Regions from separate parts of the Homo sapiens genome. Here all the other regions are linked to region 1. A link is a contact called in ENCODE Hi-C or POLR2A ChIA-PET data. All regions are on one chromosome and are shown on one strand. The core of a region is the stretch at or near the end of the contact, and the rest is flanking DNA. Distances in the headings are between cores, read along the strand shown. Region 1 has its middle 67 kb from the start of EIF4E3. Region 2 overlaps FOXP1 (forkhead box P1). Region 3 overlaps FOXP1 (forkhead box P1).

Region 1 (5,086 bases), core at 1,301-3,800:
CTTTCCAAAAACGACATCTCCTTGTCATCCGCAAAACAGAACTTATTTTTTTGGGCTTCGGTGTCTGTCCTATAATTAATTACTGCCCATTTACAACAGAGACTGAAAATTCCTACTGCCTCAGCTGGGTGCCTGGAAGGACTTCTTTCACATCAGCTGATAGAACCTGTGTTTGTATTTAGCGGTGGGCCTGGCAGATAATGAGGTTTTGATGCCACAGAGCTATTTAGGTGAGTTTATTCTAGGCTCTAAGGATCCCTCGGCTGCTAACATCTGGTCTATTCAGATGTCGCTCTCTCTCCATTCAGAGGGCCCGGGTTTGGTGGGCAAGATGTTCTCTTTTACAATCGACTTGCCTTTGATCTTCAAGACTGGCTTTCCTGCTTAAACACCTGGCCATGCTTAGCCTCTGTAGCAATTCTGCACTCCTGCACAGTGTTTCTTTTCTTGGCTTTCTTTCTTTCTTTTTTTTTTCAGCTTCACTTTTTATACACAGATGGTCATCACGCTGTGTGCAACTGCAGCCGCAGCCTGCTCATCATCGGAGAACAGAATTTTTTTTCCCTCCAGCCGATTCAGACAGGATAACCTCTTAGGCAAACACTTGGGTACCTTCCCATCTCTTACAGCTTCATTTTCTGCTCACACCACCCCCACCAAGTCCTACCCACTGAGTGTGAGCAGAGGCTGGGCCCCCTAGAGCAGAGCTTCTCCAGCAGCAATGAGCATACATACTGACTGCCTGGGCATTTGATTAAAATACAGACTCTGATCCTTAGGCCAGGAGTGGGCCTCAGATTCTGACATCTGTCAGGCTCCCAGGCAACACCCATGCTGTTGGTCTGTGAACCACAGGCTGAATAGCAAAGTCCTAGATTACTTCTAGAATAATCTACACTTTGGCCTCCTCCCAGTAATGTACCTGCCTCTTCCCCGCTTTCTTAACAAAACTTAACTGCCTTATGTTCTGTTCTCATGAAAGCACCCTCCTGCCCCCAGGTGACTATCTCGTACTCAAATATTAATACCTGATGGAGAAGCAGGATGTGGAATCAGAAGACTGTGGGTATAGGAACTGTGTTGTGACCACAGTGTGAGAATTACATTTCTAATTGGTGAACCTTTATTGTTTTTAATATATCCTGGCAGTATTCTACCCTGATAAAAGTTTTAAAGTAATAATGTTATTCTCAATATGGAATTAGATCTTGACACGCTTTCTCCTTCCACCCCTATCCTCAGAGTTCACACAGAACAACAGAGGCTCAACTCATGGCCCATTCAGAGTGCCCAAACATAAGAATCACATCCTGTCAAGAAGACGATCTGTGCCCCTGTCACAGTTGATGCCATGGCTGAGACCAGTATGTTCTATTCAGATTTGAGAAAAGCAGTTTCCATGTAATAAGTCTGATGCCATAATTAAAACATGTAGCAACTGGGTCCATGCCTGCCTTTTACACGAATCCTCAAGAGCGACATTTAGATGAGCATGGACATCTGAAATCCACTTGATGCCATGGCTCTTTCTAGGAGGGAAGCTCCTTTATGCTGTCATTAAATGGGCACTTATGATTCTCCAATCATACATCAGGGTTGAGAGGCGCAAGCTTGCGAGTCCAACTCGCCTTGATTCATATCTTGGTTCCATACATGGCTTTAGCCCTGTTGTTTAACCTCGTTTAGCCTAGCTTTCCCTGTCTATATAATGGGCATAACTATTATTATCATGTATTTCAGGCCTGTCACATGATAGTCTTTGTAGACCCCACCTCTGTGGCTATGACAGCCCTGTAAAGCTGGCTAGCGACTGGTGTGATGTGGGTAACAGTCAATGACAGCAAACCAGCCCTTGCCTCTAGACAGGCCTTCAAGGCTCTTTCGGGCTTGAGTCTCCCTTACTCTCCTGCATCACTGGGGGGTTTCCAGGAACGAGCTTGTTCCACCAGTGCAGTGGGAGTGTGTGTGCTCTCAGGACTCAGGGCAACTGCTCCTACCCTTGTGATGTGAAGGGATTTCAGTATTTTAACTGGTCCATCTCCATTTGGCTGATCATATATTGAGAATTAGAGAGATTAAGCAAATTGCCCAAGACGGCCCAATCAGTGAGTGGTGGGTCTCAGGTGTGTCTCACTCTAGACACCTGTAGCCTTAACCGCTGAGCAGTCCTGCTCCATTTGACACGAGTGAATGTGCATGAAGGTGCCCAACAGTATCTGGCATGTGGATGGTAGGTCCTCAGGAAATCCTAGACTCCTTTGCCCTTCCCCTACACTTGATTCCTGTATGTCTCTCTGCTGAATTGAGTGCCATCCTCATTCTGGGGGCTGGGGTGGGGCGGAGGAAGCTTCAACACCTGACCTCCTCGTTACCCAGCAGGGCCTTGTGGGTGCTGTGACTCACAGTTTCCAATTCTCCCAGTTGCCCGGTTGTACACAGTAGTTTTCTAGCTGCAGGTTGGTGAAGTATTCCAGGGCAGGATGTTTACATCCCCTAGAGGAACGGGCACGGAATCAAGCCAGCCCTTGCTTGGCAACCCCTGGCTGTTCTTTCCAGCCTCAGGCGCCCTGCCAAACCGACTCAGGAGAGGAAAACATAACAAGTGCTGATGTGCTTCCATTTCACATAGAACATAATACAAGTTTTCAGGATGATTTATTTTCCTAAACAAGAAAATACAATGGACCCCATCCATTATTCAACATGCTAATGATAACCTTTACTCTCTTGTCAACGATGATCTAAGGTGGTGTTCAATCGAAGTACAAAGAATAAGCAGAGAACACACAAACACACTCACAATCCCACGACACTCCATGGCATGACAGTGGGAAAAAAATGGGGACACAAGAGGATGTGAAACTAAGAGGAGAGATATGTTTCCGCCTTTGCAGCTTTCTGAGCATCATAAAGCGGGGACTTTAAAAATTTTAGGTGATTAACTTGAAAATGACCCCATAGAAAGTGAACATTGATAACTCAATGCATGCTTTATTGTAATTTTTAGAAAATTGATTTCTTTCAACTGACATTCAAACCACATGGAGCAGAGAGCCTGGAATTGTATCAGTTTTCAAGATCTTTATGCCTGGCCCAGTTAACACCTCTGTGTGTGGGTATGTGGTGGGGGGGTACCCTGTAATACCAGGGTTTTCTTTTAGCTGGGAAAGTCTGAGTTTCCTGAGAATTAAAGGCAATCAGGAAAATGAGAAAGTTTGTTTTGATTCCAAGCAAGCTCAATAGAGTGGCAAAATGAATGAAGATTTTTTCCAAGTAGAGAATACATGCTAATTAAAGTTATTAATTTCCTGTATGTTTAGGGATATTATGTATATTTAAATGGATATCAGTGAAAAGTAAATCAGTATAAATAGCTTATTTTAGAATTAGCATTATAACTCATGTATGGATGTCACCAAATATTAAGTTCATTTCTAAATTTTCCTTTTAAGCATTTTAGGTAGCGTGTAGACCAAATGAGTCCGTTAACAGGAGAGCCTGTGGAGAGCAGCTTGGAACTAAGCATCTGACCCTTGGCCATGCTTTCCAGGAGACTGAAGAGAGTTATTTAAGAAATTTAAGGCTGGGTGCAGTTGCTCATACCTGTAATCCCAGCACTTTGGGAGGCCAAGGTGGGAGGATGGCTTGAGCCCGGGAGTTCAAGAACAGCTTAGGCAACATGGTGAGACCTTGTCTCTATAAAAAATATAAAAATTAGCCAAGTGTGATGGTGTGCGCCTATAGCTGAGTAGTCCCAGCTACCCACGAGGCTGAGGTGGGTGGATCACCTGAGCCCAGGAGGTCGAGGCTACAGTGAGCTGAGATTACACCACTGCACTCCAGCCTGGGTGACAGAGCAAGACTCTGTCTCAAAAAAGAAAAAGAAAAAGAAAAGAAATTTTTAAAAATGTGAAGGCAAAGCTTTTTTTCTGATTCCTTTAAATGGTATTTTGGCTACGAAAATGTAACCATCCCTGAAAAATGCTCATGGCCTCAGCCATTCTCAAAACATTCCCTCCATCTTGGTATTGAGATAAATGAGTAACAAGGAAGGCAGCATTTCTTAATCGGAATCACAGTGGACCCAGCAGCATCTAAGGGGTAGCTGGGGCTTGGGCTCTAGTTGGCTGGGTGACCCTGGACAAGCTGGTAACCTTTCTCAACCAATAATAACCAGGTGATTGGCCGGGCGCGGTGGCTCACGCCTGTAATCCCAGCACTTTGGGAGGCCGAAGTGGGTGGATCATGAGGTCAGGAGATGGAGACCATCCTGGCTAACACAGTGAAACCCCGTCTCTACTAAAAATACAAGAAAAAAATTAGCCGGGCGTGGTGGCGGGCGCCTGTAGTCCCAGCTACTCAGGAGGCTGAGGCAGGAGAATGGCGTGAACTCGGGAGGCGGAGCTTGCAGTGAGCGGAGATCGCGCCACTGCACTCCAGCCTGGGCAACTGAGGAAGACTCTGTCTAAAAAATAATAATAATAATAATAATAATAATAATAATAATAATAATAATAATAACCAGGTGATTATTCCACAGTAAAATGTAAAAGATTTTTGGTTGTTGTGAGGTTGAAATGAAGCAACATAGGTTAAAATATTTAGGCCGGGTACCGTGGCTCACACCTGTAATCCCAGCACTTTGGGAGGCCAAGGAGTTTGAGACCAGCCTGGGCAATATGGTGAAACCCGGTCTCTACTAAAAATACAAAAATTAGTCGGGCTTGCTGGCGCGTGCCTGTTATCCCAGGTGCTTGGGGGGCTGAGCTGGGAGGATCGCTTGAGCCTGGAAGGTTGAGGCTGCGGCTGCAGTGAGCTGTGATCATGCTACTGCACTCCATCCTGGGCAGCAGATCTAGACCCTGTCTCAAAAAAAAAAAAAAGGTATTTAGTATGGTAGCTAGCACAAAGGAATTATTTAAGAAATGTTGCCTCCCCACTCCCACTGCTTCAGAAAAAAAAAAAAAAAAAAAAAAAAAAAAAAAAAATATATATATATATATATATATATATATATATGTAAAAGTTAAAAAAATAAAATACAGAGCTTAAGGAAACTTTATCATACTATACGTAGTCATATACT
Region 2 (5,086 bases), core at 1,895-4,394, 680 kb after region 1:
TTAACTGCTCTATTGAAAATTCTCTACCACTAGTCAACATTATCTCTTAGTAGCTCAGCACAGTATTTCTTTATTAGAAGAAATCGGCACGAATATTTTTGACTGAAAAATTAATAGCTTTTGAATTCATACACAGCAGGTTTTCTTTTGCAAAGAAGTCCAATATCGCTGCACAGCACTTCTATAACCATTTATTTAGAGTCCAAGTCAAACCTTTGACAGCTAGAGCAGCGCTACAAGCCAATATAAAGAACTCCAAGATGTAAACCAACAATAGGCCGTCTGTGTGAGGTTTGCCATTGTCAAATACATAGATTGTTTGGATTAGTTTATGTAAATGTACTGTTGTATTACCCTTTGAAAAAAAAAAAGATCACATTTGTGTATGAAAAGTGGTTCCCTTCACAGGCAGCATTATAAATTCCTTATCCTTTAACTTACATGTAAGAAGTAAAAATTGGTGCCTGACAAGCAGATATTGTGTGACACTCTGTTGTCGGAGTGAACCTGCCTTCTTTTCATTTATTGGAAAATAGAAAATTTTATTAAAGATACCATCTTATAAATCAGGAATTATTAAAATATGTATAGGTGAGGCATTGGGAAATTAATTATAAAAGGTAGACGTGTAATGTTTTGCATAAATTTTCACTTCTTTGCCAAAAAGAAAAAAAAAAGGGCACACACATACAGCAAACCCTTGATGCTTTCAACTTTAAGGGCCCAGAGCTATCTGGTGACTGATTCTCATGTGCAAAATATTCCCTGCAGTCTGTAATTAATTTATTCCGCCCTAAATAATAGAATGCATGGCGTTTGTTTGAATGAGTATCCTTCTAGAATCTTTAATTTGAAACAGGCAGTCACCAGGATTCAAATCTAACCATAGATGGGGACTTTCATGTTACAACCTTGCCAGTAAGTTCATGAAGCTTTTTCTTTTTTCCATTTCTGTGTAGAAGAAACCTCGTGTTTATTTTAAAATTCTTAGTCACTAAGTGATAGAATGCTTTGCTGTAAATGTTGCTTTTCACTAAATGCCATTTGGGTGTTAAGTGTCATTTGCTGTATCCAATCATCCAACCAGTCCTCATTTCATTGCATCAAAGAAACTGCTAAAACGTTCTTAGATTGTTTTTACATCAGCTCATAGACGCATTTTCTGGATCTTATTGTGGGACTCATCAGATTTGGATAGTTAGAGGATACGCTCATCTCGGGAAGGTGCCCAAGTTTTTGGACATGGATCTGAGGAAGAAAGCTTATGGGTGAACTGGGGCAGGAGCTCACGGGCTTCCCATCCCTCAGACTCCTTCGACGGCCTTTCTTCCTGCTTGCTATCACATCTCTTTAAACCTAAGTAAAATCTTCCTTTCAGAACAAAACCAAAGACTCAAGGTGCAGGTTGGTTATGGAAAGGGAATTTCTGCATTTAAAATCAAACTATTCCATCAACAAATATTTCTTGAGCATGTGACATACGTGACAAGTAGTCAGTCACATGAGCAAGGCCCATCCCTGCCATGGAGGTGTTCAGAGTCTGGTAAAAGAAATAACAGATAAACTACATACATACTCACACAGTCTCACTTTCCGTGAATTGCACTACCTGTAAGTAGAACAGCTGACCCAGAATGGTAAAGTCAGGGGAGATTGCTGGGAGAAATGATGTCTAAGCTGAAACCTACAAGATGAGCAGGAAGAAATGGTAAGAGGTCAGCCTTGTGAACCTTTCCTTAGGTTAAGAGTGGGTGCCCAGATCGGTCCCTCTGATTGGTGAGTATCAGTGTAGAGGAAGAAAAGGAATAGCCAACATCAGTTAAGACAAGCTTTTCAAACTTTTAATTTTATAAAGACTGGACCCTGCGTGGACGTATGTAGTATGTGTAAGTTGACCAGAGCAGCCCTAAGCTCTAGCTCTCAGGTACATAGAGCCGAAAAGCAGTTCTTACATTTAGAATGGCCACATTTCTTGTTATTTTAAAAGATTCTATTCTTTTCTATGGAAAGAAAAGCAAAAACAAACAATAGTAAACTGCCCTAATGAAAATGATTGATATTCTTTTGTTCCAGACTCAGTAAACATTCTCAAAGTAAACACCCAAATGTCTTGCTTGGAGGTTAATTTCTCCGTGCTTACTCTGTGGAGAATTTGCCAAGATACTTCATTTGGGGGAGGGAGTGAAAAACTAAGAGGACAAAACAAAAACAAAAAGAAACATGTCTGTGATATGATGACTTTATTAAATTACTACGGATTTCTTAAAAAGACTTTTCACACTCTGTCATTATGTCAGGAAAACACTGTAAATCGTATTTTATAATACTGAGTACATGAGAAGAACGCTTTGCTTTAGGGTATTCCTGCACATCAGAGAACAACTTCTGCTCCTGGAGAAACCACATTCTTTTAGATTTGGTGGGCACGTAATTACAGTGTAGGTGGTATATTCTTCTTGACGAAAATCTTATAAAGCACTTACAGGAACTTGGATATTTGTAATGAAATATAGTATTAGATTTTCATTTTTATACATTTTCTTTTCCTCTAACCATAGCCATTAGGACTGTTTTGAAAGAGTTTTTAGCTCCTATAAAAACAAAGTGCCCCCCCGAAAAGAAAGGGTCTTTTAACTCTTCAAGGATCATTTGGGCTGCCTGGGTCCTTGCTTTAGAGTTGGAGAAATAATATTAAGCAGTCATAAAAAGGGATTCTTAGGCACAATACACAAAAGCTGTTTTATATACTGTTTTTCATTAAGTGCCCCACCCCCACCAACCTTTCAACTAGAATTTTTTTGTTTTTGCTTTTAGTATCCCTGCCAGTACCACCACCTTCTAAGTAAGTCATAACCTTCCACGAGTTCGCTTCTCTAAAACAGGGCCAGGCTGAGATGGTAAAGGAAAGGAAAGGAAAGGCTTGTAACAAAGGCTGCCACCCATTGTCCTGCCCTCCGCACGGCCTGGTAACGTCCCTCCAGCCTCAGAAAGGCCGTCTCTGAACTCAGTGATTCATGCCCAGAAATGACACTGCCATGCAGTTAAAGCAGGACTTGAGCTGGCTCAGGCCAGTAAAACAAGAGCAGAAAAACAAGTTCTGTGAGCCCGAAAGTCCCTACTACGCAGTTGTGTCCCTTGGTGTTTGGGTTTCAGGTTTGTCTTTTGTTCTCAGAATCTGTTTTCATGTGAGGCAAGAGCACAAACAAAAATAAAAATGAGTTCTTATGGGAATACTTACAAGTCTGTTTCTGTCAGGGGTTTACATCAGCAGTTTATTTTTTTAATGTGAGTGACTCATCATCTTTAAACAGGAGGGGAGATTACTGTTAAAAACTAAAGAAAGATTAATTAATTAAAAAAAAAAAGGGACTAAGCAGAATAGTGGGTAGCCAACCAAGTTTGAATAGTTTCGATGGCTAAAAGAAAAGCTGATGCCTGAGAGTACAAATAAATTTAAAAAATAAAACCCTACAGCAATTTTAAATGACATAAGAATTTAACTTTTGGCCAGAGTTTCAAAGAGATTATCTTTGCTGAAATCATCACATGATGGAAACTTGCCATGTAGAAAATATCAGAGTTACTGACTTTTCTAAACATAGCAACTTCTTTTAAATAGAAAAGGAACACAATAAGAAAAATAGGCTTTCCATCAGGAAAAGAAACCCTCCCAGTCCATTCCCTTCCTGCCCCATGCCCCAGAAAAAATTATCTTTTAAAACCTGAACTGCAATCAGAAACACAAAGCACATATGCTTTCATTTCTAATTGATGATTACATTAAGATTTAATAGTTTACAATTAAGATGAATATTTCAAGATTACAGCAAAAACACACACCATTCCCCATTTGCTCTTCTGTTCTAAGTCTGTAATTAATTTTTTTTGGGGGGGCACTCTTTTTTCAAAGAGGCCTTAATTAAGAGAGCAGGTTTGGTTTGAACACAGAGCCTGCTTTGAGTCTTTCTTCTCCATTCTTTCTCTCTCAACCTTCCCTTTCGAAGATGGTTTCTCCTCCAGACAAGCATGTGATCATCAAACAGAAGTTTAAAAGTTAAGAAACTTCTGTACCAGTTGACAAGGTTGACATTTCATTAACTTGTTGGTTCAGCCTTCAAATGATTTTGTGTGGCAAAGCACCCTGTGTTTGGAGTGTACAGCTTTTTCTTCTTCCTTCCCTCACGGGCTAGTCATGTTTAATTTGGAATCTGGGCTCCTTTGGCAAATTAGCAATTAGAACAATTTTGTGGGAATATGTATATGTGTCATTAGTTTTCCTGCAAATTAATAGCAAGGGCAGAGGTCAGGCAGAAATTTTCCACTTGACTGCAGCTCCTCTATTGAGACTTGGCACTTGGTTTTGGAATGGCCACAGCTGCTCTCAGCCACCCTCTTCCTCTAGGAACTGTCTTTTAATTAGTTTACCTCATAGCCATCATTACAAATATTACTGCCTCCCCTCCTCGAAATAAAATTACTGTTTCTACAAAATATTCCAGTGACATCTTGCACCACTGCACATTGATGGTGGGGTCAGTCGAATGCAGCATTTAATCATTAGATCACCTCCATCCGCGTCTCCTAATTAGAGTCCTTACAATACATTTTTATCTGGTAATTAGCTGAGATTGGCTGCTTCCTCTGTGGCTTATTAGAGACAGCCCAGCAGTGGGTGTGAATCACGGTGTCATTTGTCAAGCCTGGTAAGCCCCCTCTCTGCTCTCTTCTGGCTCAGTATTTATTCCCACTTGCTAATGTTCAAAAGCCTCCAGAAAATTCTACCTTCATCTCTTCCTTTGTGGATTGTGCTAACTTGGAGGGATTTTATTTTTCGCTGTTGCTTTTTTTTTTTTTTTTTTTTTTTTTTTGGTAGAAAGAGTCCTAGTGGTGCGATCTTGGTAATAGCTACAAGGCTCACATCCTTTCGGCATTTTGATGACATTTTACTGTGGGATTTGTCTATTCTTCGTAGCTGTGAACACCCAAAAAGATGGGCTTGCACTTGCTGAATGAGTTTTGATTTCTGACAATGAAACTGGAACTCAGTTAACTTGGTGATCTTCCTCCCAAAACTGAAAGGGAGCAG
Region 3 (5,086 bases), core at 1,186-3,685, 520 kb after region 1:
TCTCACATCCTGCACTGTCCTTGAGGGCCTGGCTGGTGGGTGCTCATCAGTTTTAAAGTCAAAGAGATTTCTGTATTCACAGGAGGAGGGAAGGGGAGAAGGCACAACTTGTATAGAAATCTAGAACTTTACCTTTATTGAAAGCCCATGGTCTTGCACCAAAAAAAAAAAATAATAATAAATAAATAAATAAATAGAATTATCTTTTGGATTTTTTGGTAGGTTAGTGGGCACCATCCAGATGCATTCGGATGTTATTGAAGGTGGGCGAATTGTTGACAAACATGATAGAAGACCAGATACCTTAGGCTGATTTTCACTGCTGGCATTGGACATCGGAGGAGCTGCATGAGCTTTGAAAGCTAAAACTCCCAAACTGGAGCCACAAAAGCTTTAGGCTGCATCAGTTATCAACAAAGAGCCCTGATTTCCACAATCAGAACAGGCATTTCTCCAGCCTCCAGGAAACCTCATGCATCTAATGTTCCCCAAAATATTAATAGTACAAATGGTGGACCCATCTCACTGGTTAAGATTAAGCTTCCCGCAGCAGAGAAGTGAGCAAGTGAAGTGAAAAATCTCAGACCGTATGGAGGATGTTTTGCTGTGCCTTGGCTGGGCTGGCGAGGATGTTTTGCTGTGCCTTGGCTGGGCTGGCAAGGATGTGCTGAAATATAAAGGGATATGGAGAAGAGAGCAAAGTGTCAGTTTGAAAGCCAGAGATTGGAAAATAGAGCAGTTATTTTGAGGGTCAATTCACTTCTCTTTGAGAAGGTTTATCCAGTCAGGTAGCTAACACCCTGGAAGGAAAAGAACTCAGAGGCCGCTAGGCGTGTCTGAGATACTCTCCCACCACCCACTACACTAACCCCCTCCTCATATCTTGCCTTCTCTTTCCATCCCTGCCAAAGGATAAATTGCCCTCATCCTGCTAATGCTAATGGAAGACATTATTAACAAAAGGGAGTGCTTCATAAAGGAAGCTGAGATCTGGCAAGTGGAGGCATGACATCCTTATGCTGATAGTGGTACAGGTCAGAAATAGTGAATATGGAAACAAATATTTCACTGAAATGTTCTGCCATTTAAAGGGACATGTCTAGATAGCCATGTACATATATACTTTTTTCCACCAGTAATCTTTTTTTTTTGTTGTATTTCTCAGAGAAAGAAAAATAGATTTTAAAATGTAAAAACCTGTTCTTCAATTGCGTATGCAAAAATCTCACTGCAGTGTTTATTCTAAACCTGCTCTCATAATGTTCAGTCAAGGAGAAAACAGCAAAAAACAGTTGTTGATGGACTTAGCACAGAACTGGATTAAATAAGCATTAGTCTACTGAAGCTGATTACAGGAATATGAAAATGCAGTATCTTAATGGTACATATTTTTATGTGGCAGCTCAGTTGCCTTTCATTTTGCAGCTAATATGTCTATTCTTATGAGTCATTTACTTCTTTAATTACCTTTTGCAGGCAAGGCACCATGGTATATTAATGTGAATGATTTTTACTGCCAGTTTATCATACAATGCCCCAGAAGTTGAAAGGCGTAATTGACTTGGAAGAACAGCTCATGAAGGAAACAATATTTAGTTGACAGTTTTCCTTGTACTCTCTGTTGACGTTTATGAGTTTACACTATGCTAAAGGAGTAATAAACACAATTTTCTTTCAATAACAGGAAAGGGTAGCTTCTAAAATACATTTGTGGAAAACACATTTGTTCATTTCTTGAATAATATGAAAATAACACATTTCCAGTGATAAGACTTCTCAGATTGCCAATTGAATTAAACCTTCAAAGGTGCATTTATAACCTGTCTCAGAGCATTAGGAGATATTAGGGTTCATGTGATTGAATCTACTTAATGAATATTTAAATTATAAACAGATTTAGATAAATCATATTTAACTCTGGGTGTTAGGGTGAGACAATTTGGTCCTGCGCTCCCAACTTCCAGGAGAAGGAAAGGCAGAACGGGAGCTTGGGGATTGGGAACTGTCTGAAGGAAGATTTTCTTTCTCCAAAGGGAGGGAAAGTCTGACAGTACATTTTGGAAAAGTAAAGAAGGCATAGTCGATGCAACTCCTTATATGGCCTGGCCCTTGAAGAGTTAAATAAAGATTTGGGTGGGTCGCTGCCGTTTTGGAGCCTGGAAAGGTGCTTTGACTTGACTTGGGCAGTGTTATTTTAACCATCACTTCCACAGTCCCCTTGGCCTTAAGCTGGTTCACTGGCTCTGGGCAGGCCCTGGTTTGGCACATTGGTTCAGAGGGAGTTAAACTTTTCACAGTTTTCTGGGTTGTTTGCAGTTCAGTCCTGTGCAACATAATGAAAGTTTTCTAGCCATCTGTTGTTAAGCTGGCGGTGAACAAGGCCAGTATATCCAAACAAAGTTCTGGCCTGCTGTAAACTGAACCTGTCAGTTTAGCATAGCTTTGCTGACCCCTCCAAGGAACAGGGCAGCCCTCGGTACCAGGCACTCACCGCTTAGAACTTTCAAAGGGGAACTATTTTGGGAGTAGGGGGTAGGGGCCTGTTTACTTTTTTCCTCTGTGTTCCTCTCACTGGCTTGGACTGGTTTATACTTAATCTTTACATGTACAAATGGATATTGGTCTCCCCTCCTTTTGGTCCCCCCTCCTTTTTCAGAGGGAAGGACATTTCTTCTTAATAGGGGATTATAACTTTTTTTTTTTTTTTTTTTTTTTGAGACGGAGGCTCACTGTTGCCGGGCTGAAGTGCAGTGGTGCGATCTTGGCTCACTGCAACCTCCACCTCCTGGGTTCAAGCAATTCTCCTGCCTTAGCCTCCCGAGCAGCTGGGACAACAGGCACGCATCACCGCGCCCAGCTAATTTTTGTATTTTTGGTAGAGATGGGGTTTCACCGTGTTGGCCAGGATGGTCTCGATCTCTTTTGACCTCGTGATCCGCCCACCTCGGCCTCCCAAAGTGCTGGGATTACAGGCGTGAGCCACCGTGCCTGGCCGGGGATTATAACTTTTAGAAGAAGGTAGGATTGTCTAGAAATGTATGTGAGGTGGCTGTGATTCAAAGGGAAGTTCTATGCAGTTATTTTTGTTTCATTATTTTGTCTTTCAGTGTTGGGGGGTACAAATAGTCCAGGAAAAGAAGTGCCTATATTTATTACTTAGCTTATATAGTTAAAGTTTTCATAGCTTTAAGAGGGCTTTTCCCCCCTTTCTGCTGCATTTTGTATTTCATCATCAGAAGTTAATATACAGCATAACTTGGCAGAGCAGCAGTTAGACAATACTCCCAGCTGTATGGGCTATTTCGTGCTTCTCTGTTCTCATTTACAAGGTGTATCTTTGGCTTTAATTGCCCAGCTTAACCTTAAAATAATTCCATTGTTTCGCTGTATTTTTTCCTACTGTAGTATATGTTTCATTTTCATTTTCTGTTTGGCAGTATTTCCTTGGCTATATATGAAATGCTCCTATACATTTGGATCCTTGAGCTATCTGTCTATCTACCTACCTACCTATCTCAATACCTATCTAACACTTCCCCTAATCTTTGTGGGTTTCCTTTTGTTAATGATACCTTGGAGGTGCTGCTGTATTTTTCTCTTGGCCTTGCTATCATGTATTTCTTGTCCAGCCTTGGTTACATTTGTGCCCTGTTAAGAGAGGGCCCTGGGGAGCCATCATTAAACCTTGGTGTCCATTCGAAATTGTAAAAATATCAAGGAGAATAGCCACCGTTTTTGAATAATTATTTTGGCTGCTCTAACGGCCACCTTAGTCTGTCTAGGTAGAAGCAGACCACAGTCCCACACAGCAACAAAGAAACAAGATACTGAAAGCCTTTAGACAAATGTCTGAAGCACCAGTGTGAGCGGGTTTGGGCTCAACTTCAGCTGCAATCAAGAAATGGACAAGGGTCAAGAATTCCATAAATGGGGGTGGGGACAGAATAGGCAAAGGAATAAACAAGGAGACACCCAAGCCTTCCCGTTTAAGGGACAAGGAGTATTACAGCTGTGAAAAATATTCAATTTAAAATTTAAATGAATGCACTTACTAGGAAATACTATAGAGTCATAATCTGTTTGTGAGGTGACTGACATATAAAGTGTTTTTTTGTTTTAAAGTGAAAAAAAAACATCACACACACACATATTCGGGGTAGACTTTCGGGTATAAAATGTCAGGTGCAATGTAACGTGTACTCAACTCCAAGAGTCAAGCAAATAACCTTGGTATTTAGGATGTTGCCTTTTAGAACATGAAATTGTATTTTGTTGTGTGTCCTTTTTTTTTTTATTTAGAGGAGGACTACATTAAGAGGTCACCTATTAGCTGTGTTTTTGCTGTCTTAAACTCAGCCCTTCTGTCTATTAAAATCAAACCACTGTGTAAACATTCCGTGTTGTTCTTGGTCTCTACAATGGCCACGGGGATCAGGTTTCACCTGCCTGCACATCTTCAAGCAATTACAGCAATTAGCGTGAAGCCATTTCACATTCAAGGATTCAAGGTCTATGGTGACATTCAAGTCCAGGAGAAGTCTGAAAGGGAGAGGAGGAAGAGGCCCAGAGCGAGACGACTATTCCATGGCCCTGAGCAGACAATTTCTCTTTTAAAAATGGTGGCCCTTTAATGATGTTATTATGAGGTTTTTAAATGACATATCAAAAGTTGTTTATATCACAAAAACCCAACAGTCATTTAATTATACTAATGAAGGTCTTTATACGTGTCAGATTTTTTAAAAAAGACTTCTAATGGCCATGAGAAATGGACTGTTGCTGCTGCTTGCATCACAGCAGTGGTGGCAGCATTCTTTGTAGAGGAAGAACATATTTTATAATGTATAAGGGAATTTGCATTTCGCTTTTCACGGCAAACCTTTCTGTGTTTTTTGTAAATCTAACAATTGCAACAACATGGAATATTTAGTTGGGAGATGTTTGGAGTAAGTGTTGAAAGCAACTATGTTTGCTTGCTTTTTTTTTTTTATGGTTAGAGAACAACTGTGGCGACTTTCACAGATTGAACTAGTACAGTTCAAAGGAAAATCATCGACTTTAGCACATCTGATAGCTATATAGGCAT

The links. Hi-C counts contacts between places; a loop is a spot of excess contacts on that map. ChIA-PET counts read pairs that join two places held with the same protein, here RNA polymerase II (POLR2A). Pooled maps may share reads with other maps.
Region 2: a map of chondrocyte shows a loop between it and region 1 (2.3-fold over the local background). The contact joins two enhancer-like sites. A Hi-C loop is called at or near these places in 1 of 168 maps with a recorded cell type or tissue (chondrocyte) and 1 of 50 pooled maps. POLR2A ChIA-PET finds 5 or more read pairs at or near these places in 2 of 52 experiments (CD8-positive, alpha-beta T cell and activated CD4-positive, alpha-beta T cell).
Region 3: a map of sigmoid colon shows a loop between it and region 1 (2.2-fold over the local background). The contact joins two enhancer-like sites. A Hi-C loop is called at or near these places in 2 of 168 maps with a recorded cell type or tissue (IMR-90 and sigmoid colon) and 1 of 50 pooled maps. POLR2A ChIA-PET finds 5 or more read pairs at or near these places in 1 of 52 experiments (OCI-LY7).

Annotation. Positions count from the first base shown.
Region 1 is chr3:71,655,720-71,660,805 of GRCh38, reverse strand. It overlaps a transcript of EIF4E3 not described here. Among named protein-coding and RNA genes, the nearest start is that of EIF4E3, 67 kb to the left of the region's middle. Within about 2 kb of position 2,550, at least 15 of the 41 ENCODE cell types and tissues checked have a DNase peak (open chromatin) inside an H3K27ac peak, as active enhancers do.
Region 2 is chr3:70,980,974-70,986,059 of GRCh38, reverse strand. All of the region lies in intron 14 of FOXP1 (forkhead box P1), which reads left to right. Among named protein-coding and RNA genes, the nearest start is that of FOXP1-AS1, 310 kb to the left of the region's middle. RefSeq lists an enhancer at 1-822. Within about 2 kb of position 3,144, at least 23 of the 41 ENCODE cell types and tissues checked have a DNase peak (open chromatin) inside an H3K27ac peak, as active enhancers do.
Region 3 is chr3:71,132,885-71,137,970 of GRCh38, reverse strand. The region is part of intron 6 of FOXP1 (forkhead box P1); the gene reads left to right. Among named protein-coding and RNA genes, the nearest start is that of FOXP1-AS1, 150 kb to the left of the region's middle. Within about 2 kb of position 2,435, at least 2 of the 41 ENCODE cell types and tissues checked have a DNase peak (open chromatin) inside an H3K27ac peak, as active enhancers do.